Linked DNA regions of Homo sapiens: regions 1, 2, 3, 4, 5 and 7 are each linked to region 6. Evidence: read pairs that join two places in POLR2A ChIA-PET (ENCODE). Cell type or tissue: MCF 10A. All regions are shown on one strand. Region 1 overlaps ERGIC1 (endoplasmic reticulum-golgi intermediate compartment 1). Region 2 overlaps ERGIC1 (endoplasmic reticulum-golgi intermediate compartment 1). Region 3 has its middle 4.8 kb from the start of ERGIC1. Region 4 overlaps RPL26L1-AS1 (RPL26L1 antisense RNA 1). Region 5 overlaps ERGIC1 (endoplasmic reticulum-golgi intermediate compartment 1). Region 6 has its middle 5.3 kb from the start of DUSP1. Region 7 overlaps ERGIC1 (endoplasmic reticulum-golgi intermediate compartment 1).

Region 1 (4,000 bases), 160 kb after region 6:
AAGGGCCCAGACCGAGGCAGGTGGAGGGGAGAGGAGCAGCGGTCTCGCATTGCCACGTGCAGGGGCAAAACAGAAGGACACAGAAACTACAGTCCCAAGTTTAGTCATTAGTGGGGTGGAAATCTGATTTTTTTAAAAAAATGTACAGAACTTAGCTTAGGGCCCATCCATCCATTCATTTTCTGTCCATCCATCTAGTCAACAAATATTTACAAAGTACCTACCGTGTCCAGGCCTTGCATACCTTGGTGAGGACAAACATGGTCCCTGCCCACCTGGAGCTTCCAGTCTAGGGGGGAAGACAGATGTTGATCAAATAATGGTACAGGCCAGGTGCGGTGGCTCACTCCTGTAATCCCAGCACTTTGGGAGGCTGAAGCGGGCGAACTGCTTGAGGTCAGAAGTTTGAGACCAGCCTTGCCAACATGGTGAAACTCTGTCTCTACTAAAAATACAAAAATTAGCCGGGCGTGGTGGCAGGCACCTGTGATCCCAGCTACTCAGGAGGCTGAGGCAGGAGAATCACTTGAACCTGGGAGGTGGAGATTGCAGTGAGCTGGTATCATGCCACTGCACTCCAGCCTGGGAGAAAGAGTAAGACTCCTCCCAAAAAAAGAAAAAATAAAAATAAAAATAAATGGTACAAATAAATGTGAGATAAAGCCATGTCACATGACAATGGAAGAGAACATTCTAGCCTTCTTGTCTCTGTAACCACCGTTCTCATGGGTTAGAAATGAAGCCTTCACACGGTCAGTCTCAAGACAGCAAATAGACAAACTTCCTTTTCCTTGTTGAGAAATTGCAGTTCCTTCCAGTTGTTGAGGAATTGCTTGTTGAGAACATGCAGGTGTGTTAAGTGCTCAGTAAACATCAGCCGCCTGAGACCAGGATCAGGGATTATGCCACCCCGCTGCTGCCCACTGCTCCTGGAGTGGCCACAGAATCATGTCCCCACGTACCTCTCCGATGTCTCCTCCTTCCTTCTATTCAAACACCTCACTCTCCTTCCTCCTGGGGGCCACGTGGGCCTGTCTCCATACTTAAGCCTTTGTACATGCTGCTTGCCAGTTTAACTTCCCACTTTCCTCCAGATCTTGGTGTCAATGTCATTTCCTCCAGGAAGGCCTCCAGGGTGTCTAGCTCGATAACCCCTGTTAACCATGCCCATGGTAGCATGCTCCATTTACCAGGTATGCCTTGTCCTTCTTTAGATGTTCCTTGAGGCCAACCTGGTTTCCCATTGTCCTCAGAGAAAAGGTGAGATGTGGTTTTCAGCCCTACTCTACAGCAGCCCACCCCACTGCCCGGAGGAGGGTTTTCTTCACATCTGCTATACGTTCTCTGCAGCAGACATGATGGGGGGCCCACAGCTCTGGGGCATCCCTGCCTGGACTCCTCTATGGGCCTTTCAGAGGACCCTGGGATCTCAGGAGAAACTTTCTGGGACCCAGAATCCATGTTCACTTGAATTTTCTGTGTGACTTCATGGAAAGAGTCCAGCTTAGTGTCAGACAGACCTGATTTCAGAGTTTAGCTTAGCCACTTACCAGCCGGGCAAGTTTTGGTGTCTTTCCAAGCCTTGATTTGCTCTTCTGTAAAATGGGCCCAATAATACATCATTAGGGGCATGAAATGAAATTATATGAAGGGGCCAGGATGGAGCAGCACATAGTAGGGGCTAGAGATGGGAAACAAGCTTGTGCCTACTATGTGCCAGGCCCCTGCTGCCTCTTGCTCCCCACAAATCCGCTGGAGCCCCCTTTTACACATTGGTAGGGTTCCTAGACCAGGTGGTACCTGGCCATCCCCCACAACCAGGGCCAGGCCTGGAGGTGGAGGTGTCCTGGGGACCATCCCCTCACTGCATTTTTCCACAGGTCCAGAACATCCACGGAGCTTTCAATGCTCTCGGGGGAGCAGACAGACTCACCTCCAACCGTATGTATCCCTGCTGGGAACAGCCTTCTGCTCCAAGATGCCCAGTACAGCAGGCAGGGAGGGGGAGGGCAGAGAGGTGGGGGTGCCTGTCCAGCACCCACTCCAAGGCAGGGAGGCTGCTGCTCACACTCCATTCCCACAGCTAACCAGTGGGAAGGTGGACCCAGCCCCGTCCAGACCCAGACCCTGATGGAGAAGGAAGAAGGCTTGTCCCGGGGCACAGCAGACGCACGCACGCAGTGGATACCAGCTATTACCATTATTGTTGCTCTCATCACAGCCACATCATCATCCTTAGTTGAACTAATTACCTAAGATCCCACAGGGAGCTATGGCAGAACCAGGATCTGTTCTGCCTCCAGGTCGCACCGTGAGAACAGGTCTGTGGGTGGCCCAGTCAGCTGTGACCACATGGCTGCCTCCCCCACACCTCACTCTCCTCCTGCTCAGACTCCTCCCATCGATAGTGGCTCCTCCTAGAGTCCTCGCCCTCCTTAGCTCCCTGGCACCTTGGCCCAGATCAAAGAGAACCGCACATCTCCACACGCAGACAGGAGAGCACGCATACCTTTCGTGCACACCAACACACATGAGCTCACATGGCCCCAGACACGTGCACAGAATGGGCCCGGGAGGCCTGTGTGCTCAAGCAGACCTGCAGACCCACTGCTGCACAGGGTACCTGGATTTTTCTTATTTCCTCACCTGAGCTCACCTTTTAACCCACATCTTTTCTTATTATTTCCTGAAATGCGTTTGCTCTCCCATTGTCAGGGATCCAAGGCAAAGAAAACATCCCTCTGTGACCTGCCCCCCCGACAAATCGAACCTCATTTTTCTGTGTCCCTGTGAGTCCTTGTCCATAAGCAGAACTCACTTTTCTTTTTTTCCAAGGCATGGATTGCAGTTTACCGTCTGCTTTTTGTACTTGACCTTATTACATAGCCACGATTTTCTTACTTTCCAGTTGTAATGGGAGCACAGTTGTCCATCTTGCAGCTCTGCTGTGCTTTTTTTTTTTTTTTTTTGAGACGGAGTCTTACTGTGTCACCCAGGCTGGAGTGCAGTGGCACAGTCTCGGCTCACTGCAACCTCAGCCTCCCGGGTTCAAGCAATTCTCCTGTCTCAGTCTCCCGAGCAGCTGGGATTACAGGTGCCTGCCACAATGCCCAGCTAATTTTCTGTATTTTTAGTTGAGACAGGGTTTCACCACGTTGGCCAGGCTGGTCTTGAACTCCTGACCTCAGGTGATCTGTCCCCACTCTGCTCTGCTTTTCTAAGTCATTGTCTTCTCACCGAAAGTGTCTGTCGTTTCCTGTGTTTCACTGTGGCAATAATGCCTCTGATATGTACAGGGTTGGCGCTCTGTTACCCGATTGCTTTCCAGCTGTGTCTGGTTCCCATTCATGCTGCCTCCAGCAACGGATAAGTATACGGCAGCACCTCCTTATTTGAGTGCAAATGTCTGGTTGTAATAGAGGTAGATGATTCTTGGTGTGGTGCCGTGGTCATTGTCGTTTTGTGTCATGGTAACATGTCATCCGACGTCGGCCGTCCACAAATGTCTGCAGCTACGATGGACCCTCAGCTGCTGGACAGGAAAGAGGATCAAGCTAAGAAGGCCCAGAGTGTGCAAGCAGAGAGAGGGTGTGGACAGAAAACCTTGCCTTCTCCAGGGCTAGTGGCGAAAGCTATCTCAGGCTGGCTCAAGTGGAGAGAAAAAAGCATGAGATCAAGCAATGGACAGCTGGGGAAGGGCTGGCTTTTATTTCCTCAGCTCCCAAGCTCAGTCCCTGGCACTGGGCCGTTGCCTTTGTAGGTCCCTCTGTGCCCAGGTCTTGCTATGGGGGTTGTTTCTTGGCATTAAGGTCTCAGTTCAAACGCCACCGTCTCCAAGAAGCCCTCACTGGTCACCCTATCTAAAGTAACCCTCACTCCTAAGGACAAACCTGTTTTTTCTTCCTAGCATAGACCACTCTCTGAAATCACCTTGTTCTCCCAGTCATCTGCTGCCCTTGGCTGTTGCGCCAGCTATAACATGGCACTCTGCCTTGCCCAC
Region 2 (4,000 bases), 150 kb after region 6:
ACTCACCCACAGGCCTCAGCTGATGTGGGTCCCTCAGGGGAAGTCCTCCCTCCCCTTCCCTGCCCACCCACATTCACTCCCCACCACGCCCCTCATCACGCTGCGGCTGCTGCCTGTGCCTCCTCCTTGACTTGGCCTCTCCCTTTGACCACTCCACTCAGGCTTTCGTGCTATTGAGCATCCACCTCACGCCTGGCTCTGTGCTTGGCGCTGGGCTGCAATGGGAGAGAAACAGCCATGCTCCCCGCCGTTGGTGGCCCATGTTCTATAACGGGGGGACAGCCAGTGCTCAGGTAAACAGGAAATATGTGATTTTGATAAAGCAGCCGTGAAGAGAATGACGGGGTGCTGTGGTGGAGAATGAAGGAGGAGACCCCTGAGGTTACAAAGGAAGCCCTGTCTGAAGACTGAAGATGAAGATGCACAGATGAACAGACGTACACGCACACCTCCTCACTGTGGGCCCCCCGCCCCCGGGGAGATGCAACCACCTGGGCTGAAAAAATATATGTACCCCAGATGGTGACCAAGAAGGGATCGTGCTTATTCAAGCACCTGGAGTGACAACCCACGAGACAGCCCTGCCACCAAGCCCTCCCACCTCTTGGCAAACACGCCCAAGACTGCAGTCTGCTCCCCTTAGAATGGGCTGTGCTGGAGCCCCCAGCCAGCTCTGGGTGAACTTGTCCTTTGGGGTCAGACAGACCTGTGGTCAAGGATCCCGGCTACCATGGTCACTGGTTGAATGACTCTGGGCAGTTTAGCTTCTCTGAGCCTCAGGTTCCTCATCTGTAGAATGGGGATAATAATACCTCACAGGCTGTGAAACATGAACAAACTCTGCAGTAGAGACTGGACAAGCATCCTGGCCTGCCTCATCTCCCGTCAGTGCAAAGTTTCCATGACCTCATCAGCTGGCACCCACCTTACAAGTGCGCCTGTGGAAGGCACATGGAGGGCGTCCAAGAAATGGGCCTTCTCTGGTCAGGGGAGTGCCAGGGAGTCTTTGAAAGGCTCACACCAGCCTTTCTTAGACCCGCGTTATGGCTGCCACGTACTAGGTTCTTACCCAGCCCTTTCCACATATTAGCTCCTTTAGTCCTCACAGTAGCCTGGAGGAAACTGAGGCACAGGAGGTTAAGTGACCTGGTCAAGGTCACGCAGCCAGGATTTTAACACAGGCAGCCTAGCACCAGGGCCCTGGCCCTCTGAGCTCACTGCCTGTGGCTGCTTCTCCCAACATCTTGGTTACACATGTCATGACCAGCTGTGTCTGTGTGCCCCAGGTCACAGCCTAGGGCACCCTCTGCCCCATACTCCTGGAGGGAGTAGAGACCGTCCCCCACCCCAGCCCAGCCACTTTCCCTTTGAGGAACCGCCCATCAAGAGGTGCTCAAAGAAGCCACCAGGGTCCATGTGCTGTGATGGCAAGGTCAGCAGCCAGCCCCCGCACCTCTCTCCCAGCATCAGGCTGAGACTTGTCCCATGGCCTCCTTATCCGACCCCCAGGAAGTTGACCAGCAGCCAGATGTCAGAGTTTGCGTGTTTTGAGCAGCAGCGGCAGCCTCACCAGAGACCCCACGGTGACCTCGTTTCATCAGCCAGCCCCGCAGGAGGAGGACAGGATGGGGTGAGGGGTATGGGGCCTGGCTCCAGCTATATGTTTTTAAAATCCATCAGAGACACTGACGTAGGTTCCTAAGTCACAGGCTCTAAAAGCGTTGCTGTTTCTTTCTTCAGCCCAGCATGTGCTGGCATGAGTCAGCCACCTGTGATGGATTTGGTGTGGAGGGGGAGTGGGTTCCTGAGTCACAGCCTCGCACGGCCCGGCAGGGGTGGCAGGTGCTGAGGGGACAGCCTTCTTGACTCACTTCACTCCCGGAGCACGCGGCCCAGGCCCCAATCCCAGTTCTGAACTCTGCCATGGCCCGATCTGCGGAAGGCCCTGTGTCACTGCGTAGAAAACCTCTGGGAGGACACACGCCTTATGGCTGTGGGTTTCTTACTCCCAGGGGTGGTCAGCAACAGGGTCTTTAGTCTGACTGTGTCTCATGACTGTTTTATCATGAAAATGTACCCAGGCATTATTTTTATCGGTGAAAATGAGGCATAAATGTTAAAACCCACAGTGGGCTTTTCCTCACGCCCTGCCTGTGAGTGTTCCCTCTTCCGGGAGGGCCCTTCTTGGTTGGCTCCGATGACAAACATGTTCACCCTACAAACCCGATCTGAGGCCAGCTGCGGGCTGCTTTGTATGCATCACCTCAATGAATCCTCCCAGTAATCTTCTGGCTTTACGCCCATTTCGCTGATGGAGAAACTGAGGCATGGAGTGGTTACTGACCTCGCCTAAGGCTCCCCAGCTAGGAAGTGGGGCTGGGCTTGGGGCCAAGTGTAGAACTCAGAGCAACCGCTCTACTATGGGTTATTGGGTCCCTGAAGCAGGCGATGCTGTCCCTCGAGGGAGATCTTGCCACGCCTTTGTTTCTGCTCCACTCCTGACCCAGCAAGTGTCCCTTCTCCACTGTAGCCTGCAGCTCGCTCCACTGCGAGTTTGCTGAGGCCGAGGCTACAGGCTGTCAGCTTGATGCCTCCCCTGTCAGCCACAAGCTCGGGCCCTGCTGAAGTAGGAATATTCCTGCAGGAAGTCCCCAACTTTGTGTTTGAAACAGACATGCTTACAAAATCAGACTTTGATGGGCTGCTGCACGATAAGCTATATTCCCTCCTCGGACACAGCTCGCACAGTCTTCTTCATTGGGCTGGAATAAGGTAACCCCCGAGTTTTTCAGTGTGGCATCTGGGGACCTTTGATAAACAGCCCCAACTCCTCCCTTGTGCCTCTTTGTTTCCTGCTGCTGCCAGCACCGCCACCTCCGTCTCATTTGGAGTTCAATAATACCAGACTCTTAGTTCCTTAGACAGCCCACATGCTGGGAAGTTTCTGTCCTCTGCACCTGTTCATGCTGTTCCCTCTGCCCAGATGCCTTTCGCTCTCTTCCTGAGTAATGCAGACTCATCTTCAGAGCCTTAACACAGGATGTCCTTCCCCCTGGGAAGCCCTCCCTGAATACAGCCTGCACCCTCAATTGAGCCGGGGGCCTTCCCTGTAACCCCCATGGTCTGCAAATTCCTCTGGGCCAGGGTGGATCCCACAGAGTCTCATTGTCTGTTCCAAGTCTGTGTCACAGGGGCTTGGCCAAGGCCAGATTCTTGTCTGCTCATCTCCCCAGTTCCGGCATCTCCTGAAGGACTGGCGCCATGTGGCCATCAGCCCAGGCTGCGGAGGTAGATGGCATCCAGGCATCAGAGGAGGGAGCAGTGCGTCCAACAGACGTGAGCTGAGACTGCAGCTCTCGACATGTGACCTTAGCAAGTTTCTTCACTGCTCTGAGCCTCCATTTTCTTTTCTGTAAAATGGGAATTATCAGATGACAAAGTCAAAGGATTCAGTGTTGTTTGTTTAGTCATTCATTCATTCAAAAAGTGTCTATTGAGCACCTGCTATGTGTCGGAGTCTGGGGAGCACAGCAGGGCGTGGACATGCTAATGGGAGGAGGCAGACGAGAACAGGATGGGTATGAGATGGCAGGTGATCCCAGAGGCTGTAGCAGGTAAGGGGATGGGGAATGGGGGCCAGGGTGCTCTTTTGCACAGGTGGACGTGGAGGGCCTCTCTGTTGGGCCCTGAGGGTCCGAGGGAGGGCCATGTGGAAGAGGGTCCCAGGAAGGGGTGCAGGCACAAAGGCCTAAAATGGGGCCACACTGGATGCTGTTCCCGGCACGGCAGGAGACCAGACAGGAAGCAGCAGAGGACACAGCAGCAGGAGGCCAAGCGGTGGGGACACGATGCTTGGCCAGCGGCCAGATGTGGCCTGTGGGCCACCACGAGGACATGGACCTGGACTCTGAGAGAATAGAAGCCGTGGAGGGTTCTGGGCAGAGGAGTGATGAGATCTGATGTAGGGTTTAAAAAGATCTTAACAGTCATTATTGGGAAA
Region 3 (4,000 bases), 64 kb after region 6:
GCCAACATGGTGAAACCCCCGTCTCTACTAAAAAAAAAAGAAAAAGGCAAAGAGAGGCCTGAGCTGACATGCTCATGCCCTCTTACCATGCTATGCCCTCCACCATGTTATGAGACAGGAGAAAGGTCCTCACCAGAGGCAGCCCCTCAGCCTTGCCCTTCCCACAGCCCCCAGAACTGTAAGAAATATATTTATTTTCCTTATAAATTCCCCAGTCTGTGGTATTCTGTATAGCAACAGAAAATGGACTAAGACCTTGTGTATTGTTTTAAAGTTTTAAATTTTGGGTAACGTGTTTTGCAGCAATAGATAACTAATGTACCCAGCCTGCTTCTCTCCCCTTGACTAACTTCTTCATCAGGTCTCAGCTCAGACTCTTCCTCCTCCCAGAAGCTTTCCTGACTCTGTCCAAGACACCTGATGGTTTAGCCTCCCAATACCTCCTTCTCTGGCTGCACTGCCCAGACTCTTCTTTAGGGAACCACTCTTCTTCCATCTGAGTCTGTGTGTGTAGGATGAGGGTGACTCCACCCCAGGTTTGAGGGCCTGGCTGCCAGCCTAGGCCTGGCCAATCAGCACTCTCCAAACCCCTGGAGCCACTGTTTAGGCTGTGACCTAAGCCAGACCCTTGGGGGTCAGCCCAGGAGCCTTTCAGGAGGTACGGGGGAAGTGGTAATCTTTATCTCCTGGCATTGCTGAGTGGGAAAATATCAGCCTGGAGCTACAGGCACACATTTTGCCAGCACAAGGGGAAGCCTGCCTCAAGACGAGGCCAGAGGAAAACAAAGAAGAACCTGGGGATGGGAAGAGACAGATTCCTGATGCAATTGTTGAAGTGCCTGTATCCAACTGTGCCTGAAATCCAAATCTACCTCTGGACTTTTGGACTTTAATTTTTCTTTTTTCTTTCTTTCTCCCTCCCTCCCTTTCTTCCTTCCTTCCCTCCTTCCTTCCTTTTTTCTTTTTTTTTTTTGAGTGCCATAGACAGTGTGTGTTGCTTTTAGATGATTTCTGTCACTTTCAGCTGAAAGAGTTCAGACCAATTCATCCCCACGGGTGGAATCAGGGACTCCCTCTAGACTCCCAGATCCTCTGGTACCACCCTTGTCACTGCACTTATCACAAAAAACTGCACCAGAGATACGTGACCCTTTCCCTGTCCCTGATTTTTTTGTGATGGTATCACACTTTTGCTTACCTCCTCCCTTCTTTTTTGAAATTTGAGGTATGTCAGGTTCATTTCTACATCCAGAGTATCTGCCTAAAAGAGGTATTCAGTGAATAATGGTATAATGAACAAATACAAGAAAGGATGAATGAATGAACACATGAGTGTCTTCTAGTTGGTCAAGAGACTTTAATAGAGTGAGAAAGGAGAGTTGTTTCTCCAGAGACCTACCTGCTATGAGATCTAAGTTACACTAAAGTCCTCTCTGAGCTGACAAAGGATTATTATTTTTAAATCTCTCTTCACCCAGACCACAGATGAACCGGCCGCACCCATGGGACACAAACCCATCTCCCATTACAGAAAAACAAATCTGACCCAGCCATTCTCTGCTTAAAACAACTTTTGGTGATGTTTTGGACGGGAGTGGGTGGAAGGGAGTGAACATTTGGATTCAGAGAACATTCGGTGTTATAGAACATTCATTTGTTTATTGACTGACTCATTAGACAAGCAATGAATTAGCACCTACTATGTGTGGGCACTATACATGTTACTCCATCCTCACAGCAAGCTCTGTCTTAGGCCAATGTATTTGTTATCTGCTACTGCATAACCAATTACCCTAAACCTAGGGGCTAAAGCAACAAACATTTGTTATCACACAGGAATCCAGGTGCAACTCAGCTGGCTGCCTGTGGCTCAGAGTCTCTCACGAGGTTGCAGTCAAGCTGGGGGCCAGGGCCGTGGTCATGTCAAGCCTCCACTGGAGCAGAAGGATCCATTTCCAAATTCATTCACAGGGTTGTTGTCAGGCCTTAGCTCAACCTTGTCCAATGTGTGGTCTGCAGGCTGCCTGTGGCCCCGGATGGCTTTGAATGCATCCCAGGACAGCTTTGAATCCAGCCCAACACAAATTCTTGAACTTTCTTAAAACATTATGAGATTTTTTGTGATTTGTTTTCCTCATCAGCTATTGTTTGTGTTACTGTTTTTTTGTTTGTTTGTTTTTTGAGATGGAGTTTTGCTCTTGTTGCCCAGGCTGGAGTGCAATGGCGCAATCTCAGCTCACTGCAACCTCCGCCTCCTGGGTTCAAGCCATTCTCCTGCCTCAGCCTCCCAAGTAGCTGGGATTACAGACACCCACCACTACACCCGGCTAATTTTTTGTATTTTTAGTAGAGACGGGGTTTCACCATGTTGGTCAGGCTGGTCTTGAAGTCCTGACCTCAGGTGCTCGGCCATGGCCTCCCAAAGTGCTGGGATTACAGGCGTGAGCCACCGCACCCAGCCCGTGTTACTGTATTTTATGTGTGGCCCAAGACAATTTTTCTATTTTTTTTTTTTTTTTTGAGACGGGGTCTCCCTCTGTCACCCAGGCTGGAGTGCAGTGGCTCCATCTCTGCTCACTGCAACCTCTGCTTCTCAGGTTCAAGCAATTCTCCTGCCTCAGCCTCCTGAGTAGCTGGGATTACAGGCATGCGCCACCATGCCTAGCTAATTGTTTTTGTTTTTAGTAGAGACGGGGTTTCAGCATGTTGGTCAGGCTGGTCTCAAACTCCTGACCTCGTGATCCACCTGCCTCTGCCTCCCAAAGTGCTGGGATTACAGGCGTAAGCCACCACGCCCGGCCCCTAAGACAGTTTTTCTTCTTCCAGCGTGGCCCAGGGAAGCTAAAAGATTGGACACCCCTGCCTTAGAAGAATCACTTGCAAACTCACCCACAGGGGCTTTTCCTTAGGGCACAGAAGCCACACACAGAAGCCAGCTTATCCAGGGTGACTGATCCAAGAGATAGCAAGAGAGTGTCCAAGACAGAAGTCACCATCTCTTGATAACCTAATCTCAGAAGCAACATGCTCATCACTTCTGCCATATTTTGTGCATTAGAAATGAGTCCATAAGTCCAGCCTACACTTGAAGGGAGGAAATTACACAAGGGTATGAATACCAAGAGGTGGGTTAATTGGGACAATTTCAGAGGCTACCTGCCACAGGTAAGGTATTATTATCCTTCATTTCATACCTAGACACCCAGCTAGTTAAGCAACTGGTCCAGGTCACCCAGCAGAGAGTGATCTGAGTCCAAAGTGGTTTTCTATTTCCCCAGGCTGGCGGGGGGTGAGATGGAGGAAGGCAGGGAGAAGTTACTGGTAGGAAAAAAAAATAATGAGGATGGAGTCTCTGTTATTTATCTACTGCTGTGTAACTAATTACCCACAACTTAATGGCTTAAAGCAAACATTTATTATCTTATAGTTTCTATGGATCAGGAATTCGGGAGCAGCTGAGCTGGGTGTTTCTCAGGGTCTCTCAAGAACCTGTGGTTAAGCTGTGGGCTGGGGATGCAGCTTTGAAGCCCTGACCGGGGCTGAGCCGCTACTTCCAAGAGAGCCCACTCACATGGCTGTTGGTGGGAGGCCTCATTCCTCACCGACCAGGCCCCTTTATAATCGTGCTTGAGCCTCTTTAGGACAGGCAGTTGGCTTCCCTCAGAACGAGTGATTCAAGAGTGGCTAAGCAGAGCCTCAGTCTTTTGTGACGTAGCCACAGGAGTCATAACTGTCGTTTCTGCAATATCCTGTTGATTACACAGGATAGGTCAGCCCTATTCATTGTGGGAGGTGATTCTAGAAGGGCATGGGAATACCAGGAGATCAGGGTCACTGGAGGCTGGCTACCTACCACAGGCTTCCACAAGATTGATAATCCGAAAACTTAACTTGTATTGTTGTTCCCTGCTCAAAGAGACCCAGAGCCTTCCCACGTACTGCAGACACAATCTGATTTTCTTAGCTCCATCTCCCACTGGCTCTTGAGTGGATGGACCAT
Region 4 (4,000 bases), 190 kb after region 6:
GGCTGTTTCAGAAATAGAATCTATAACGTGCACAGAAATTATATTAGAATGAGATTGTCTATGTAGAAGAGTGTTTATTGCTGGTACACAGTAAGTTTTCACAAATGGTGATTGGACCATTATGAGCATTCCCAAATAGGATATAATCTTGAGAAAAGACTAACTTTAGAGCTTTGAGCTAAGGGCTCCATAAATGAAAGGTGATTCATAAATTCTTCTTGATTTCAAAGGACCTGGCACTCCTTTTTCAACCCTAAGCTCAGCAATGAGAGATCATCATCAGCTATGAGCAATGGACTTCCATGGATCTTTCCCATCTTGCTGCCAAGTCCTACAAGACTTTCATCAGAACAGCCCTAACACGGATAAACACACCAGGGATGAATGTGGGAGGGAATCAGTCTGTGAGAAATTCTTAACTCTCCCCATGCTCTCGCTCTTACATCCTGATACTTGAGTTATGTGTGTTCCCAAACGTGTTTATACCAGTTGTGCTTTTATACTGGTAGGATGTGATTTGGGGAACTATTAGTTAAACCAATGAGCTACAAGAAATGAACCTAGTAAAACTAAGTTGAATGCTTTAGAGAGACTTGATTAAGGTGAGTTGTTACCCCTCCCAACTCAAAATGCTGCTGAATGAGAAGTGAACAAGACAACTGTAAAAGATTTGGGAGGCCGGACGCGATGGTTCACGCCTATAATCCCAGCACCGGGAGGCTGAGGTGAGAGGATTGCTTGAGCCCAAGAGTTTGAGACCAGTCTGGGCAACATGATGAAACCCCGTCTCTATAGAAAAAATACAAAAATTAGTGGGCGTGGTGGCCTGTAGTCCCAGCCACCTGGGAGGCTGCGGTGGGGGCAGGGGCGGCGGGGGGGAAGTGGGGGGAGTGGTGGAGGCTGCAGTGAACCAAGATCTAGCCGCTGCACTCCAGCCTGGGTGACAGAGTGAAACTCTGTCTCAAAAAAGAGAGAAAGAGAGAGGGAGGGAGGGAGAGAGGAAGAGGGAAGGTGGGTGTGGAGAGGGAGAGAGACAGAGAACGGAACAACTGAAGATTTTTGGTTGGTTTATGTAAGGAAAATGGAGGGGAACACCGATACAGGTTTCTCTGTAAGGTAGAGCCTTAGCCCAGGGTCATTGTCGAATGTGTTTTACGTTGGCATACAACATTTAAGGGATGGATGCCATTTTTATTATTTCTCCTTTCAATGAACTTTTCCAATTGTCTAACCAGATGTGGATTACAGTGGTTTCATATAAGAGGATTTCTAAATCAGGATTACAGAGCAAAACCCTCCAGGGGTGCGTGACAGGTTGGGAGCTGTGGTGGGTCCAGGCAGAAATGGCTTCCCTGGGAAGTTGCGGAAGAGGCGTCTCTGGAGACGTGCTTCGTGAGGAGAGAAGCTGAAGTGTTGCAAACAACACTGGTTGGGGTGGGTGAAACCTGGGAAGAGGGGGTGAAACCTGGGAAGAAATGGGGTGTGGCACTAGAGTTCATAAATAGTAGCTGTGGTTAGTTTTTTTTTTTTTTTTTTTTTTTTGAGACGGAGTCATTGCCCAGGCTGGAGTGCAATGGCGCGATATCGGCTCACTGCAACATCTACCTCCCAGATTCAAGCAGTTCTCCTGTTTCAGCCTCCTGAGTAGCTGAGATTACAGGCGCCCACCACCATGCCCAGCTAATTTTTGTATTTTTAGGAGAAACAGGGTTTCACCATATTGGTCAGGCTGGTCTCGAACTCCTGACCTCAGGTGATCCACCTGCCTCAGCCTCCCAAAGTGCTGGGATTACAGGCGTGAGCCACTGCGCCCAGCCTGTGGTTAGTTTTTATTACTATATGTTACAAATAATTTTTAAATTCTTGCCGGAAACAATGTGGGAGGCCACTGGAGGTCTCAATCCCTTCTTAAGAAACTGGTCCTTTATTCCAGAAGGTTCATTAGCTGCTGCGGCAGTTAGATGCAGTGGTCCAGGAACGTGAGTGGGGATGTGTGTGGACAAGAATACTCACTGGAGACCCTTTTTTCTTGCCCTAGCAGTTGTTTCCTGTCAGTTATGGAGTGATGAGGTCACGCACTTCATTCTGGCCAGTCATTAATATGATTTGGCATTCTCTGCATGCCAGGCAAGAGTGACTGCTCTTCAGGCCAGATCTTCCTTCGAGATGGATGTTATCTCCTTTTTAGGAAGGAGGAAACAGAGAGACCTCGTAACTTGGCATGGCCACACAGTGAGTCACACAGTTAGTAAAGATGGAATTCATACCCAGGTCTGCCTGACTCTGGGATTACGAAGAATTACATGGTTCCACCTCAGTCCCAAGGTCATCTTTGCTGTGCCAAAAGGGAAAACTGGAAATAGGGGTGGTCAGAGCAGGAGGTGCTTTTTTTGGTTTTGTTTTTCCTTTAAAACAACCTGCAGAGAAAATCTAAATTAAACATTCGCAGGGACAGCGTTCTTACAATTTTTTAAATCTTCAAAATGTAATTTTAATTACACAAATAACACAGGCTCATAAGCCCACTGGAGGAAAATTATCAAATACTAAAAAAAGTAAAAGGGGAAAAACGAAAGTCACCCGTAATCCCACTAATCAGAGATGATCATTTAATGATAACATTTTAGTGATGCCTTTTGATAAGCAAAATGGGATCATACTGTTCATATTATTGTATAGCTTAGCCCTCACTTAACAGACATCTTCCTAGATTAATAAATACGGATCGCATTATTATCTTTATGGGCTGCAAGATAAATAATAACCATATTGAGCATCTAATGGTAGATTATGTCCATCCTTTGTTCCCATCTCACTCAGAGCCTCAGTTTTCTCACCTGTAAAAGGGACAATTCATACTGTTATTTAACGGACTGAAATGAGGTAATGCTTGTAAACCTGTTAGCACAATGCCTGACAGTAAATGCTCAGCCCATTAAGAAGAGCCATTATTATCCATCTAATAAATAAATAAATTCCAACATTTATTAAGTTCTTCCTCTGTGCCAGGTATTGTGCTAAGGGTTCATTTAATCCTGACACCAGGCCGGGTGTGGTGGCTCACATCTGTAATCCCAGCACTTTGGGAGGCTGAGGCAGGTGGATTGCTTGAGGTCATGAGTTCAAGACCAGCCTAACCAACATGGTGAAACCCTGTCTCTACTAAAAATACAAAAATTAGCCAGGCGTGGTGGCATACGCCTGTAGTCCCAGCTACTCAGGAGGCTGAGGCAGGAGAATCACTTGAACCCGGGAGGTGGAGGTTGCAGTGAGCCAAAACTGCACCACTGCACTCCAGCCTGGGCGACAGAGCGAGACTCTATCTCGAAAAAAAAAAAAAATCCTGACACCAAACCAATGAGGTAAGTACTATCATTATTCCCATTTTTCAGATGGGAATAAACTGAGTGACCAAGAGGCTGAATATCTTCTCCAAAGCCAAAGAACCAGGCAGTGGCAGAGATCCAAACCCAAGCGATTTGGGTGCCAGGGCTCAAGCACTTCCCCATGCAGCCACTGCCTCGAGAAATAAAAAGACTCACCAGACACTTCCTCTGTGCTAGGTGCTTTGAGTTCCTGCGCATGTTTCCAGGGGTGGGCATGAGACAAGACAGCCAGTCTCACTACATTGTTAGAATGACAGCCTCCAGCTCTTGTCATCCAGGATATCATTGTGCCTGTTTTAATTTTACTGAACCACACAGCATGTTAAAAACAAAACAAAACAAAGCAAAAAGCCTTCCCTGCTCTGCTTGATCATGGATACTCCTTGATGATCTTGGGTTCTCAAGATCTGTCTTTACATGGCTTTCCTTCACCAGTGAGGCTCTGAACTTCTTGGGAGCACTCCTCCCCAGATCTCTTTAATCAAGACCTGTACCTGGCTCCATGTAGGTACCAAATAAATTGATGAGCAAATGAATGAATGTATGAGTAAATAAGTGGGTGAATGACAATAAATGGATATGTGATAGAGAAATGAGTGAATAAACAGAACCAG
Region 5 (4,000 bases), 120 kb after region 6:
CAGAGAAGCTGAGGCCCAGCAAGGGCCAGGGATTTTCTGAAGGTCTAACACGAAGTTGGGGTGGAGTGAGGACGAGACCCCTCCCGCTGCAGCCCTTTCCTGCTGCTCATTTCTCCAGTCTTAGGAGAACCCACATGCCCTCCCCACTGGCCCAGGCTGGCCTTCCTATGACACGAGGCGGACCACATCCTCTTCCAGCTCCGCAAGGCCTCTCCGCTCAAATGGTCACCGCCTAGGCCCCAGGCCTCATGTCATCTGCAGACGCGTCTCATTTGTCCTGTAGAGTGTTGGCCCAGCATTTGAGAATGGTGAACTTCCATGTAAAATTCCACATTTTTGGCTTCTCTTGGACACTCAGAAGGTCTGGCCTCCTGAGCCCGCATCTCTACCTGGCAGGTGTCAGCTGGGGCTCGGTGATGGCCGCCTGCTGGTTTGTTTTCTCTCCATTCCCTCTCCCCACCCCTACCTCCCAAATTTGCTGACCTCTCACAGTCTCCCACAGTAGACCGCCCGCCGGCCCCCATCGACACTTGGTGTGAGACTCCCTAGCCACAGCCTGGCCCTCAGGACCCTCTCCTCCAGCCCCGCCCCAGTTTTCCGTCCTCCTCTCCCTGCACATCGGGCTGTACCCTGTGCCGGAGAGAGGACAGCGCCCAGCTTCCCAGATTCGGTCCTACTCTGTCTTTGCTTCTGCTCCTCTCCTTGCCTGGGCTGCTCTTTCCCTCCACCCATCCATCTTCTCCCCCTCCTGCTCTGTGCACACATCACCCCCTGTAGGAAGCTTCACCGAGGACCCCAGGCCAAGTCAGGTACCCCCTCCTGAGTTAATCCAGCACCTCGTGATGAGGATGCCACTACCTTCTCCTTCCCTTTCTTTGCCTCTACCGCTAAACTACAAACTCACTGGGCCAAGGGTTGATTTTTATCTCCTTGCCTAAGGGCCTAAAAGAGGGGGTGTGTTAGTAGGCACTGCGTAAATGTTTGTCAAACAAGCGTTAATAATAATAGTAACCACAAATATCCACGTGGCATTTCTGGGGTGCCAGGCTCTGCCTAAGTACTTTATATGTGCTCAGTCATTTGAGCCTCACCACCATGCTGTGAGATAGTTACTGTTGTTGCCCCCACTTTATAGACAAAGAAACTGAGGCACAGAGAGGTTAAGTGACGGTCCCAGGGTGGTACAGTAGTGGTCATAGTTGAGCCCAGGCATCTGATTCCACAGCACATGCTCTTACCTCTCACACACCTCTCAGTGTTAAAGCGGCCCCCACTTTCTGACTAAGGGATATGAGTAAATATGGACAGGTGAGTTGCAGAGACCCCCAACCTCCCGACCACACCCCAGCCCCAGCTTCTAGTACCCTCAGGGGCACAAGCACAGGTGACTGGGAGCTAAGCAGGCGGCAGAGAAAGTGGTACCTTTGAACTTGGCAGCCCGCAGGAATTTTTCTCCCCTGAGGTCTTAGGAAACTGAGCATGTTTCACGTGTAATTAGGGTGAGCACACTGATTCAAGCATCGGCCCTTACGCAAGGTTTCCAAGGCATTGCGTCGGGTTTAGCTGGGCATACTCTTGTTTCCCAATCACCAAAGAGGAACCGCACACCAGCCTGTCACCCCCAAGGGCTGGAGCCGCCGGCCTCTCCAGCAAGTCAAGTTCTGTCTGAGAGCTGGGATGCCGTGTGGACTAAGGAGGGTTCTGTCGATCAAACTCTGCTGTGGGAGAACTGTCTGCTACGCAGGTTCAAGTGAAGGAAACGAAGCCAAGTGTGTGGGGAGCCTCCCCTGCGAGCTCTCTGCGTCACATCCTTTACAGACACTTCTTTCCCTCACTCCTTTCCGTGGCCTCACAGGGTCTAGTACTAATGGTCCCATTTTTACAAAGGAGGAAACAGGCTCCGAGAGGTGAAGTCGTTTGCTGAAGGTCACATGGTGAACGAGAGGACCAGCCGAGATTTGAACCAGGGTAGTCTGATTCCAGGGTCTTAACTCTTAAATAGCTGAAGCAGAGCCAGAATTAAACCTGTGTCTGTCTGATTTCCAAAACCCTGAATTCTCCCACTACACCACACGATTTCCCTGTGCTCTGGTGGGATCCATAGGAAAGAAAGACATCTGTCTGCTTCTGTGAGGGAAAGAAATCACACAAGACAGGAACCAGAGCCATCACCAGCTGATGCTAAGACCGTGGGCTCCTGGCAGGACTTTCTGTTAACCTCATGCCTTAGCATTCTTAAGAAGAGTCTCCATGAGGCAGACAGCAGGAGCTGGGGGGTGCAGCCGGAGTGGAAACAGGAGGAGGCAGGAAAGGGAAGAGGGGGAGGAGAGGTGACGTGGAGCAAGAATGCAGCATCGTCACATAACTCGAGCAGGGCTGTGCGTTTCCTTGCTTCCTCTAGCGTCAGAGTCACCCCCGATTCAGGGGTTCCATACATTCCATAATTATCCAGTGCCTACTCTGCACCAGGCCCATGCTAGGGTTTGGGAACGTGGCAGGGAACAAAACCTAACTAGGCCCCTGCTCTCGCAGAAGTTACACTCTGATGGAAGACCCACCGATGAGTGGGAGGGTCATCTGGTGGTTCACGCCTGTAATCCCAGCACTTTGGGAGGCCAAGGTGGGCAGATCGGTTGAGCTTAGGAGTTCGAGACCAGCCTGGGCAACATGGCAAAACCCCGTCTCTACCAAAAATACAAAAATTAGCCAGGCATGGTGGCACATGCCCGTAGTCCCAGCTACTTGGGAGGCTGAGACACGAGACTCACTTGAACCTGGGAGGCAGAGGTTGCAGTGAGCCAAGATTGCACAACTGCACTCCAGCCTGGGTGACAGAGCGAGACCCTGTTTAAAAAAAAAAAAGAAATGTTATGAAGAAGAGATGACAAGGGGATGTGATCTAAGGGTGTTGTGGGGAGCAGGGGTTCCATCAGAGAAGCATCTTGGAGAAAGTGTCCTGAAAGAGCAGAAAAACTGTGGGAAGAACCATGGTTTGTTGAACCATGTGTCACACAAGCCAGCACCACTGCCTGCTGCCTTGAGACCCACCCTTTGTGCCCACCTCACTCCTGTTCCATTTGCTCTCCACAGGTTTGACATCTACAGGAAGGTGCCCAAGGACCTTACGCAGCCAACGTACACCGGGGCCATTAGTGAGTAGCCAACCTCTGGCCATGCCCTCTGCCCCATCTCCACTGCCTGTGCCTGCTCTCTCTGTGCAGATCATCTGGGCCAGGGAGGAAAGAAGGAAAGACAGGAGGGAGGAAAGAAATGCTGAGCATCTTGCGGGGGCCCTTCAAGCATTTCCTCACTTACTCTCTATCCTCACTGTAACCCCTCAAGGCACAGGCACCATCTGGAAGGACATGAAAGAAATTGTCAAGAGTAGCTGCCAGGCTGGGCGCGGTGGCTCACGCCTGTAATCCCAACACTTTGGGAGGCCAAGGCGGGTGGATCAATTGACATCAGGAGTTCGAGACCAGGCTGACCAACATGCTGAAACCCCGTCTCTATTAAAAATACAAAATTAGCCAGGCATGGTGGTACATGCCTGTAGTCCCATCTACTCGGGAGGCTGAGGCAGGAGAATCGCTTGAAACAGGGAGGTGGAGGTTGCAGTGAGCCGAGATCACACCATTGCACTTCAGCCTGGGCAACAAGAGCGAGACTCCATCTAAAAAAAAACAGTAGCTGCCCCTGGGAGAGGAATTGGGCCCAGGGGTAGGAAGGAGATTTACTTTTCTCTTTATACCTTAAAAATGATTTGAGTTTTCCACCAAAGCATGTTTTTATCCATTAAAAAAAAAAATCACAATCTCATCCAGACTTTGGGTTCTAAAGACCATTCTTCAATAAAAGGAACCATGGCTCCTTGGAGAAATGGCTGATTTCAGGGCTAGGCAGGGTAAAGATAGAGGAGCCTGGAGTGCCTGGTGTCAGCAGGACCTAGGAGCCAACTTGAAAGTCAGCCTGCAGCAGTTTGAGTAATAAAATAAATAAT
Region 6 (4,000 bases):
ATGAGGTTCACCGCAGGTTCTTCTTACACATGAGGGTACGAGGCCCCGAAAGGGGAAGCAGCTTGCCCCAGGTTAGTGGAGCAGGGCTAGATGGGCTTAGAACAGAGGCCACTGCTCCAAAGCTCTGATGGCCTAGAGTAAAGCGTTGTCTGATGCGCGCCCAGGGTGTCACTTTGGTGAGGCAGCCCACTTTTGTGGGCGCTCAAGCACGAGCGCCCCTCCGGAGCGCTCCAGAGCCACTCCGGAGGGGCGCTCATGCTTGAGGGACAGAATAGGGAGCAGCTGAGTCACAAGAGAATATTACTGGGCCGTATTACAGATTGGGAAAACAGAGGTTAAAGAGTTTGATAGCAGGCCGGGCGCCGTGGCTCATGCCTGTAATCCTAGTACTTTAGGAGGCCCAGGCGGGTGGATCACAAGGTCAGGAGATCGAGACCATCCTGGCCAACCTGGTGAAACCCTGTCTCTACTAAAAATACAAAAATTAGCTGGGCGTGGTGGTGCGTGCCTGTAATCCCAGCTACTCAGGAGGCTGAGTCAGGAGAATCGCTTGAACCAGGGAGTCGGAGGTTGCAGTGAGCTGAGATTGCGCCACTGCACTCCAGCCTAGCGGCAGAGCAAGCGTCCATCTCAAAAAAAAAAAAAAAAAAGAGTTTGATAGCTTACACACCACTAACAGGTGGCAGAGTCAGGACTTGAACGCAGGTCTAGCCAACTCCAATTCACACGCTGTATCCACTGGTCCACAAACATACCTCTCAAACATCAGGTCTTTGCTGCTCTCCTGGCCTTGGAGCCCTCTTTCCAGTTCACCTCTCAAATGGGCAACTGGGTTATATCATTCAGGTCTTAGTTTATCCTGCCTTCATAGCCTTCATCCTTATCTTATTTTGTGATTATCTTATTTCTATAACCCACCCATATATAGTGCCATGAGACGGCAAGTGACAAAGTAAAATTACTTTTGCTGTTTAGCGAAAATAGCAAAAGTAATTTTAGCTACTTATAAGTAGGAATTTTGTCTTGCACCAAAGTATCCCCTGAGACTATACTTATCAATATTTGTTGAACACATGAATGAATGAATGAATGAACGAATGAGTGAATGAATGCGTGGGCCTCCTGCCTAGCTTTAAAAGCCACATTCAAGGAAAAGGTGGCTATGAGCTTATCTTCCTTGGCAGAGCAGTTTTGTCCACTGTGGCGCTAGCAGAGAGCACACCCTTTGTTCTCCACGGGGTGGAAGACACCTCCTCGGTGGGCAGAGGGGAGCAGGGCTGCTGGTCTGCACCTACAGGCTGTTCTCAAACAGGCTCACCCCGCAGAGCTCTGGAAACGAGGTGAGCAGCCCTCCCACCTGCTCTCCAGAAAGCAACCTGCAGAGAAAAACAGCCCGGGTTGACCTGGATCCACCCGGCGGGCGCGGGGAGGGGCCGCAGCGGCATTGTTTGCCTCTGTGTATGGCAACCAGAAACCACGGCAGCCAGCACTTCTCAGAGGCACCCCGCCCCCCTTTATTTTAATCTCCTAAACTGATTTGTCAGCAGCAGGAAGTGACATGACAGCTTTCCTCACAAAAGGGAAACTCCTCCGCGTTACCATGGGGATGGAGGCCACTGTAGGATCACAGATTTATATAATCTTAAAGGTGTACACACAATGATGTCATCCTCTGACGGGCCAGGGGAGGGAGGGAAAGGGACGCCAGAGGCTGCAAGTCCAAAGCAAATTAGCTACGATTTGCAAAATTCCAAGGAGAGGATGCGGTGGAGGTGGGGGAGGGGGAGTGTTAGAGGTATTATAATGAAATAATGGGTGCCTGGAAACCACAGAAAAGCATAATGTATGCATTGATGCATTTTCTACATCCCAGAATTAGAGAGATGGGAAGAACAGTACTCAGATCCAGTGCAAATTGGTCATTTTACGGGGTGGGAAAACTGAGCCAGAAGAACTGCCAGAAGCCATTAGGACAGAGACAAGGGGATGGAAACATTTCTCCACGGCCCACTGTGTGCCAGGCACTTTACATTCATCAGCCCATGTCTTTCTCACAAGTGAGCCTCAGTTTTGTCCTCTGTAAAATGGGTATTGCTGTCAAAGGTTACTTAACCTTAGCAGTACCTGGCACACAGTGCTCACTCTAAAACTGGCAACCATCATTGCCACATTATCAGTATTAAAAGTCTTATTTCAATCTCTTCCTGGGAAACACATTAATAGACTTTAAGTATCTTTCATCACGAGGTATTAATTTTTTCCCAAGGAAAGCAGTCTGAGGCCAAATATGAGATTTTTCTGGAGGGTCTGAACACAGTGACTCCGGTACATGGGGATCAGGGGTCATCATTCCTGGCTCTCAGGGCTGGCATGAGGCAGAGTGGCTTGAGCCGGGAGAAGTGAGTGACTTGTTTTCACTGGCGGCTCCCTTAGGCAGCCGCTGTATTTTTCCACTGCGTGGATCACACTGGAGATTAATTTTGGTTCAGCCAGTGCCTGCCAAGCAGAAAGCGAAGGCCCTAGCCCACGGGGAAGTCAGCCATGGCATCTGTCACAGACTCGATGTCGCTGGTACATTTCCACGGAGAGAGATATTTACAATAGTAAATTTCTAGGCTTTGATAAAAACACTGGGTACGATTTGTTTTGATAGGCATGAACATACTTGTAATCGGAAACCCAGCTGAGGAAATGAGCTTGCCAGCCCAGGGTAAGTTCTTAGAACTTAGAACACAGGGATCTTTCAGACCCTGGGAGTCAAGTGGCAGACAGTGAGCCACAGGGGCAAAGTCAAGGACACTGATTCTGCGTAAAGACCTTGAACAACAGGACAGGACCAGAACCATAGCACAGGGTGCTCATGGATAAGGCGAATGGGATATTTCCTTTTCTGCTTCCCATAGCACTTTGTCCAGAAACAAAGAGTGGGGTGGGGCGCTAAGGGGCCAGTAATCCAAGAGCTTCGCTGTTTCTTAACGCAACATTATAGACTGGATTATGGATTGGTAGCAATTACATCTCTTCTGTTTTTTGCCTGCTTGGCAAAGGAGTACAAATTCAGAATATTATCCTAGAACAAGTCAGGTTTAATTGCTTATCTCAACAAAACTATGAAATCAGAGCAGCAGGTGACATGAAGGAGGCAACTACCAAAAATGCCATGTCTATATGCAGAAATGCCAGCGTGAATGTCCTCCACAATGTTAGCAATGGTCAGGTTGGGGATGGGCTGTTGCGGGTGATTTCTTTACATGGTATTTGCTTATAGTGCTTGGATTTTTTTTCTTTCTTTTTTTTTTTTTTTGCCAATGTATTTAAATTTTCACAAAAACAAAAGCCTTTTTAAAAGCAAAAAGATAGGTCAGGAGTTCGAGACCAGCCTGGCCAACATGGTGAAACCCCCATCTCTACTAAAAATACAAAAATTAGCCGGGCATGGTGACGCGCACCCGTAATCCCAGCTACTTAGGAAGCTGAGGCAGGAGAATGGCTTGAACCTGGCAGGCGGAGGTTGCAGTGAGCCGAGCTCACACCAGTACACTCCAGCCTGGGTGACAGAGTGAGACTCCGTCTAAAAAAAAAAAAAAAAAAAAGCCATGAGACGGGCAAGTGAAAGTCTGAAACAGATGTAGATTCCAATTCTCCTATTTCTGCCACTTAGCCATGCTGGGTCTCAGCATCTCATTTGCAAAAGGCCTTGCTGAGTTTCTCTAGGGGCAGGTAGCACACACCTGCCTTATGTCATGTGTTTGGAAAAACTTTTGTCTCCTCATAACTCCAGCACAGCTCAGAGATGGGAAGGCGACTTTTTATATTAACCTGAGGAGGGTATTAAATGAAGAAGGCAATCCAGACAAGTGGCTATTTCCTCCTAGCTTTGGCTCTGGGGACACCTTGGCATCCTGGGTGACATGGTAGGTTACAGAGCCGCTAAAATGGGCATGGGCAGACACACTGATCCAATACTAAGAGTTCAGCTGTAGCGTCCGGTGTTTCATGA
Region 7 (4,000 bases), 95 kb after region 6:
CTGGGTCGTCATCGGCGCCCTTACCGGGGAGGGCTCTGCTCCCCTAAATGCCCCTGTGCACCTGCCCCAGCCCCTTCCCTCCTCCTGGTGCTTGGGTCATGTCGTTCCCTGTGCATGCCAGTCCCCTTACGTGCACATTTTTCCTCTATGATTTTTCCTGTTTTGATGAGACACTGCTCTTGGCCGTGCTGGTTCCCAAGAGGGGACCAGGCCCCGGCCTGGCCAGCTGGTCATTCAGGAACTTTGCTTCTAGGCCCAGCCCCACACCCAGCCACATTCCACTAGGGCCAGAACCTTTGAGCTCCGTGTGAATGGGGCATGTCCCACCCACCCCCAACTCCCATGGCCGCCTCCTTATCACCCTTCCCAGCTGACGGAAAAGGCCATATTCCATCCTGGAATTAGCTTTCCCCCATTTCTGTTTGCTTCCAGACTGAAGGGTGGGAAAAAAAAATGTCCTGAAGGTCACAGTGCCGTCCCAAGCCTTTGAAGTGTGGCTGCTCTCATTGGCTCCACTTAGCAGGATGAAACTGGGGCTCAGAGAGCTGCCGCAGGTGCCTGGTGCTGCTGGTCACTTCTTTGCCACCTCTGAGGGAATCACCTTAAAGGGGCCCCTGGAGCCCTCCGTAGCCCTCACACCTCATGTGCTGGGCCTGGGCTGGATTGCAGCCCTTGCTGCTATCCTCCGCAGGTGCCCTTGGACAGGGGACAGCCTGCCCAGCTGTACACAGTGGCCTTGGCAAGACCACAGCATGGCCCATAGGTGGTGGCTTCAGGATTTGGAAGCCCGGTTTCTCTAACTCCAAACTCCACAGTCAGTACTTTGGGGTTCTGGATTGTTTGTCGGCTGGGTTAGCTCTGTTCTATTTTTCCAACTGTTTCTTGCCTTTAAGCTGTGCTTTGCCTACAGGCCTTTTCTTAATTATTCAGCTCTGCCAGAGGTGCTTCTGTAGAAAGTACTTGTCCTGAGTAATTTCAAGCTTTTAATCTTACCTTTGAAGAAATATTTAACCATCCCATGCTCCTATATGTTTGTTCATTTCTTATTCATTCTTTCACCGAACAGCATTGATTCAGTGCCAGGGAGGGGCAGGGACAGAGGTGAACAAGACATGTCTCCAGCCTCAGGTAGCTCAGGTGTGTGAGGCAGTGCGCTCAAGTGGGCTCATCAGTTCCCTGACGGGGAACTAGCAGAGGAGGGCAGGAGGGCGTGGAGAGGTATGGCAACCTTGAAGGACTTTGGTGATGGTGATGATCATAGCCAGCCCTGAATAGGGTTCTCTTTATGCCTGCACCATTCTGCCCCCTCACATCTGTTAACATGCTTCATCCCCACAACCAGTCATTAGGAACAACTTACACATTGGGAAGCCAAGGCACAGAGAAGTTATTTAACCTGCCCAGCGTTGCCTGAGCCAGGGCAGAGCTGGGGTTTGAACCCAGGCCTCCTGGCTCCTGCATCTGCCCCCCTCACCACTGCACCTCACTGCATGCACGGGAGCTCTTTGGATGCAGGGATGGGAGCGGTGTGTGCAAGCCTCAGAGCTGTGACCGTGAAAGAAACAGACTTCTCTGAGGCTTTGCTGCAGAATCTGGGCCAGCAGGTGTCTGGGAGGAAGCCACCCTTGGGCTGGGGCCAAGCATGGGTCCTGGGGTCAGGACAAGGAGAGGGACTGGTGCTTGAGTCCTTTTGGAGCTGCAGATCCATGGTGGGGCTTCTGAATGATCTTGTGTGAGGAAGGAGTCCAGGGTGTTAGCCACGCCTGTGTTTCTTTGTGAGCACAAAAACATATTCCATAGCCAGAGTTCCACAGTGTTTGGAGCTCTGCCTGAGAACCTAGGCTGGGACTGTGTGGGGAGGAAGGGCCGGCGAGAGCGGATGTAGGCTGAGCCAGCCTCGGCTGGAGACCGGCCCTGGCACTGACTGCCTGGGGTCACTCTGGGTGAAACTCATCCACCCTCCTGGGCACTCTGCGCTCTGCTTCAAATCCACCGCCGAAAACAAGCTGAGTCCTGCCCCAGCCTGCAGGGCCTGTGGGATGTGTCCTCCATCCGCCTCGCTGACCTCGTCCCATGCCACCTGCCCCTCCCTGCGTGCCAGCCGCAGTGGCCACCGCTGCTGCTGACACAGGCCAGCCACACACCCACCTCAGAGTCTTGGCCAAGCACTGGCCATTCCCTCTGCTCAGAATGCTCTTCCCAGGCACTTGGCGTAGTGGCTCCCTCCCTTCCCTCGGGTCTCTGCCCTGACCTCACCCAGCCTGCAGTGCCCTCTGTCCGGCTCTGTCAGACCCACGTGTTCTCTTTCATAGCTCCTCCCACCCTCTGGAACAGTCCCATCTCCCTTTGGCTTGTTTATTATCTGTCCCCTCCATGGGAACCTCGGTTCCTCAGAGGCGCAGGCTTTGCCTGTCTTGTTCATGCCTGTTGCCCCAGTGCCATCAATGGAGCCTGGCACTTGTGGATGCTGACTACTCGTTGGCTGAATGAATGAACCTCAGTTGCCTTATTTGTAAAATGGGAAGCATCACACTGATCTACTAACGTTGCTGTAAAGACGAAAGGCATGTTATTTGGGTCAAGACACCCAGCACTGTGCCTGACACATAGTAGGTACTTAGGAAGTGGTAAATAATGCGTGTGTCAGCCCAAGTGTGAATTACTGGCCTTGTTTAGACAAAGTGTACACGGCATAGCTCTATTTTTTGACATTGCCAGGATAGCCTGGTGCTCCCCAGCTCTAAAACTCAGGGTGATTGGTGGGGCAGAATAAGGTAAGGGCAGAAAAGAAAAGAGGAGGAAGTGAAAAGGAAGAAGCCCTTTGCAGTGTGGACTACTTTTCAGTAGAAACGTAGAAAGACATAGTTTACCTCAAGGCCTCGCTTTGTCCACTGGAAAGTTTAGAAATTCCTGCCAAGAACTTTTATTTATTTATTTATTTTTTAATTTTATTATTATTATTTTTAGATGAAGTTTTGCTCTTGTCACCCAGGCTAGAGTGCAATGGCATGATCTCGGCTCGCTGCAACCTCCGCCTCCCGGGTTCAAGCGATTCTCCTGCCTCAGCCTCCCGAGTAGCTGGGATTACAGGTGCATGCCACTGCACCTGCTCATTTTTATATTTTTAGTAGAGACAGGGTTTCACCATGTTGGCCAGGCTGGTGACCTCCTGACCTCAAATGATCTGCCCACCGCAGCCTTCCAAAGTGCTGGATTACAGGCGTGAGCCACCTTGCCTGGGCAACTGAGTGAGACTACATCTCAAAAAAAAAAAAAAAAAAAAAAAAAGATGGCACAAGATAAGGGGGGAGATAAGGAAGTGCAGTAGAGGAAAATGTAGGTGGAGACTTCCTTACACCATCGAGACCACACAAATGGGCATGTGTTTATAGAAAGGCCCAGTGGTGAGGATGGCAATGGTGGTGAGCACTCCCGAGCACAAAGGTGGATGCCCTTCAGCTGTAAGATCCCTTTTCCTTGAAGAATTCTCCACAGCAAGCTGGCTGGCCAGCCTTGACTTTTCTCTTCCTGAAGGGAGCCTGGTTCTCTACTGACTCAGCAGGGAATGTGTCCTTTAGTGCTACTTATTGATGTCAGGATATGAAAAACTTCCCCAACCTCAAATTTGGGACGTCCTTACCAGTGTTTCTCAAATTTCAATCACTCTAGGGCTACTGTCACAGTTTGTGCCACACCTACATCTACTCCTACTGTTATATGCTTTGTATTTTATTTAAATGGACTCACTTTTTAAAAAGCTTGCATAGATGAGTTTTAAAAGGCAAACAATTTACCTTCTCTCTAAAATGGAAGACCAGGATCACCTGCCATGAGTCCAAGGTACCTGTGAAAGTCAAAGCAGTGAGATGAAAGTTCTAGCACAGAGCTATTGCTGGTAGACAGTTCTGTGCCTGAAGCCGAGCCTTCTATTTATTTATACGCACATATATACATACATACGAACTCTCCCTCTGTCACCCAGGCTGGAGTGCAGTGGTGC

Evidence for each region. ChIA-PET counts read pairs that join two places held together with the same protein. Peaks named below come from ENCODE experiments on the same cell type or tissue, not always from the same donor. Only the 100,000 strongest peaks of a DNase experiment are listed, where the experiment ranks them.
Region 1: POLR2A ChIA-PET joins it to region 6 with 10 read pairs; 26 of 35 experiments call an interaction of 5 or more read pairs at or near these places.
Region 2: POLR2A ChIA-PET joins it to region 6 with 16 read pairs; 26 of 35 experiments call an interaction of 5 or more read pairs at or near these places.
Region 3: POLR2A ChIA-PET joins it to region 6 with 30 read pairs; 30 of 35 experiments call an interaction of 5 or more read pairs at or near these places.
Region 4: POLR2A ChIA-PET joins it to region 6 with 14 read pairs; 25 of 35 experiments call an interaction of 5 or more read pairs at or near these places.
Region 5: POLR2A ChIA-PET joins it to region 6 with 19 read pairs; 26 of 35 experiments call an interaction of 5 or more read pairs at or near these places.
Region 7: POLR2A ChIA-PET joins it to region 6 with 23 read pairs; 29 of 35 experiments call an interaction of 5 or more read pairs at or near these places.

Annotation. Positions count from the first base shown.
Region 1 is chr5:172,924,629-172,928,628 of GRCh38, forward strand. ERGIC1 (endoplasmic reticulum-golgi intermediate compartment 1) reads left to right here. Exons shown (of 10, transcript NM_001031711.3): 7 at 1,881-1,941. Among named protein-coding and RNA genes, the nearest start is that of MIR10523, 12 kb to the left of the region's middle. In MCF 10A, no CTCF peak of the experiment used is centred here; no DNase peak of the experiment used is centred here.
Region 2 is chr5:172,918,855-172,922,854 of GRCh38, forward strand. The region is part of intron 5 of ERGIC1 (endoplasmic reticulum-golgi intermediate compartment 1); the gene reads left to right. Among named protein-coding and RNA genes, the nearest start is that of MIR10523, 5.8 kb to the left of the region's middle. RefSeq lists enhancers at 1-33, 1,362-2,006. In MCF 10A, no CTCF peak of the experiment used is centred here; DNase peaks (open chromatin) are centred at 937 and 1,697.
Region 3 is chr5:172,827,441-172,831,440 of GRCh38, forward strand. No RefSeq gene overlaps it. Among named protein-coding and RNA genes, the nearest start is that of ERGIC1, 4.8 kb to the right of the region's middle. In MCF 10A, no CTCF peak of the experiment used is centred here; DNase peaks (open chromatin) are centred at 1,591 and 3,721.
Region 4 is chr5:172,953,612-172,957,611 of GRCh38, forward strand. RPL26L1-AS1 (RPL26L1 antisense RNA 1) reads right to left here. Exons shown (of 4, transcript NR_026682.1): 3 at 3,543-3,691; 4 at 1,171-2,417. It also overlaps a transcript of RPL26L1 not described here. Among named protein-coding and RNA genes, the nearest start is that of RPL26L1-AS1, 3.8 kb to the right of the region's middle. RefSeq lists an enhancer at 1,460-2,659. In MCF 10A, no CTCF peak of the experiment used is centred here; DNase peaks (open chromatin) are centred at 320 and 2,210.
Region 5 is chr5:172,885,609-172,889,608 of GRCh38, forward strand. It overlaps ERGIC1 (endoplasmic reticulum-golgi intermediate compartment 1), which reads left to right. Exons shown (of 10, transcript NM_001031711.3): 2 at 3,091-3,152. Among named protein-coding and RNA genes, the nearest start is that of MIR10523, 27 kb to the right of the region's middle. In MCF 10A, no CTCF peak of the experiment used is centred here; a DNase peak (open chromatin) is centred at 1,543.
Region 6 is chr5:172,763,924-172,767,923 of GRCh38, forward strand. No RefSeq gene overlaps it. Among named protein-coding and RNA genes, the nearest start is that of DUSP1, 5.3 kb to the right of the region's middle. RefSeq lists an enhancer at 1,491-1,710. In MCF 10A, no CTCF peak of the experiment used is centred here; DNase peaks (open chromatin) are centred at 1,598, 2,368, 2,858 and 3,738.
Region 7 is chr5:172,859,045-172,863,044 of GRCh38, forward strand. All of the region lies in intron 1 of ERGIC1 (endoplasmic reticulum-golgi intermediate compartment 1), which reads left to right. Among named protein-coding and RNA genes, the nearest start is that of ERGIC1, 27 kb to the left of the region's middle. RefSeq lists enhancers at 124-1,124, 3,972-4,000. In MCF 10A, no CTCF peak of the experiment used is centred here; a DNase peak (open chromatin) is centred at 1,927.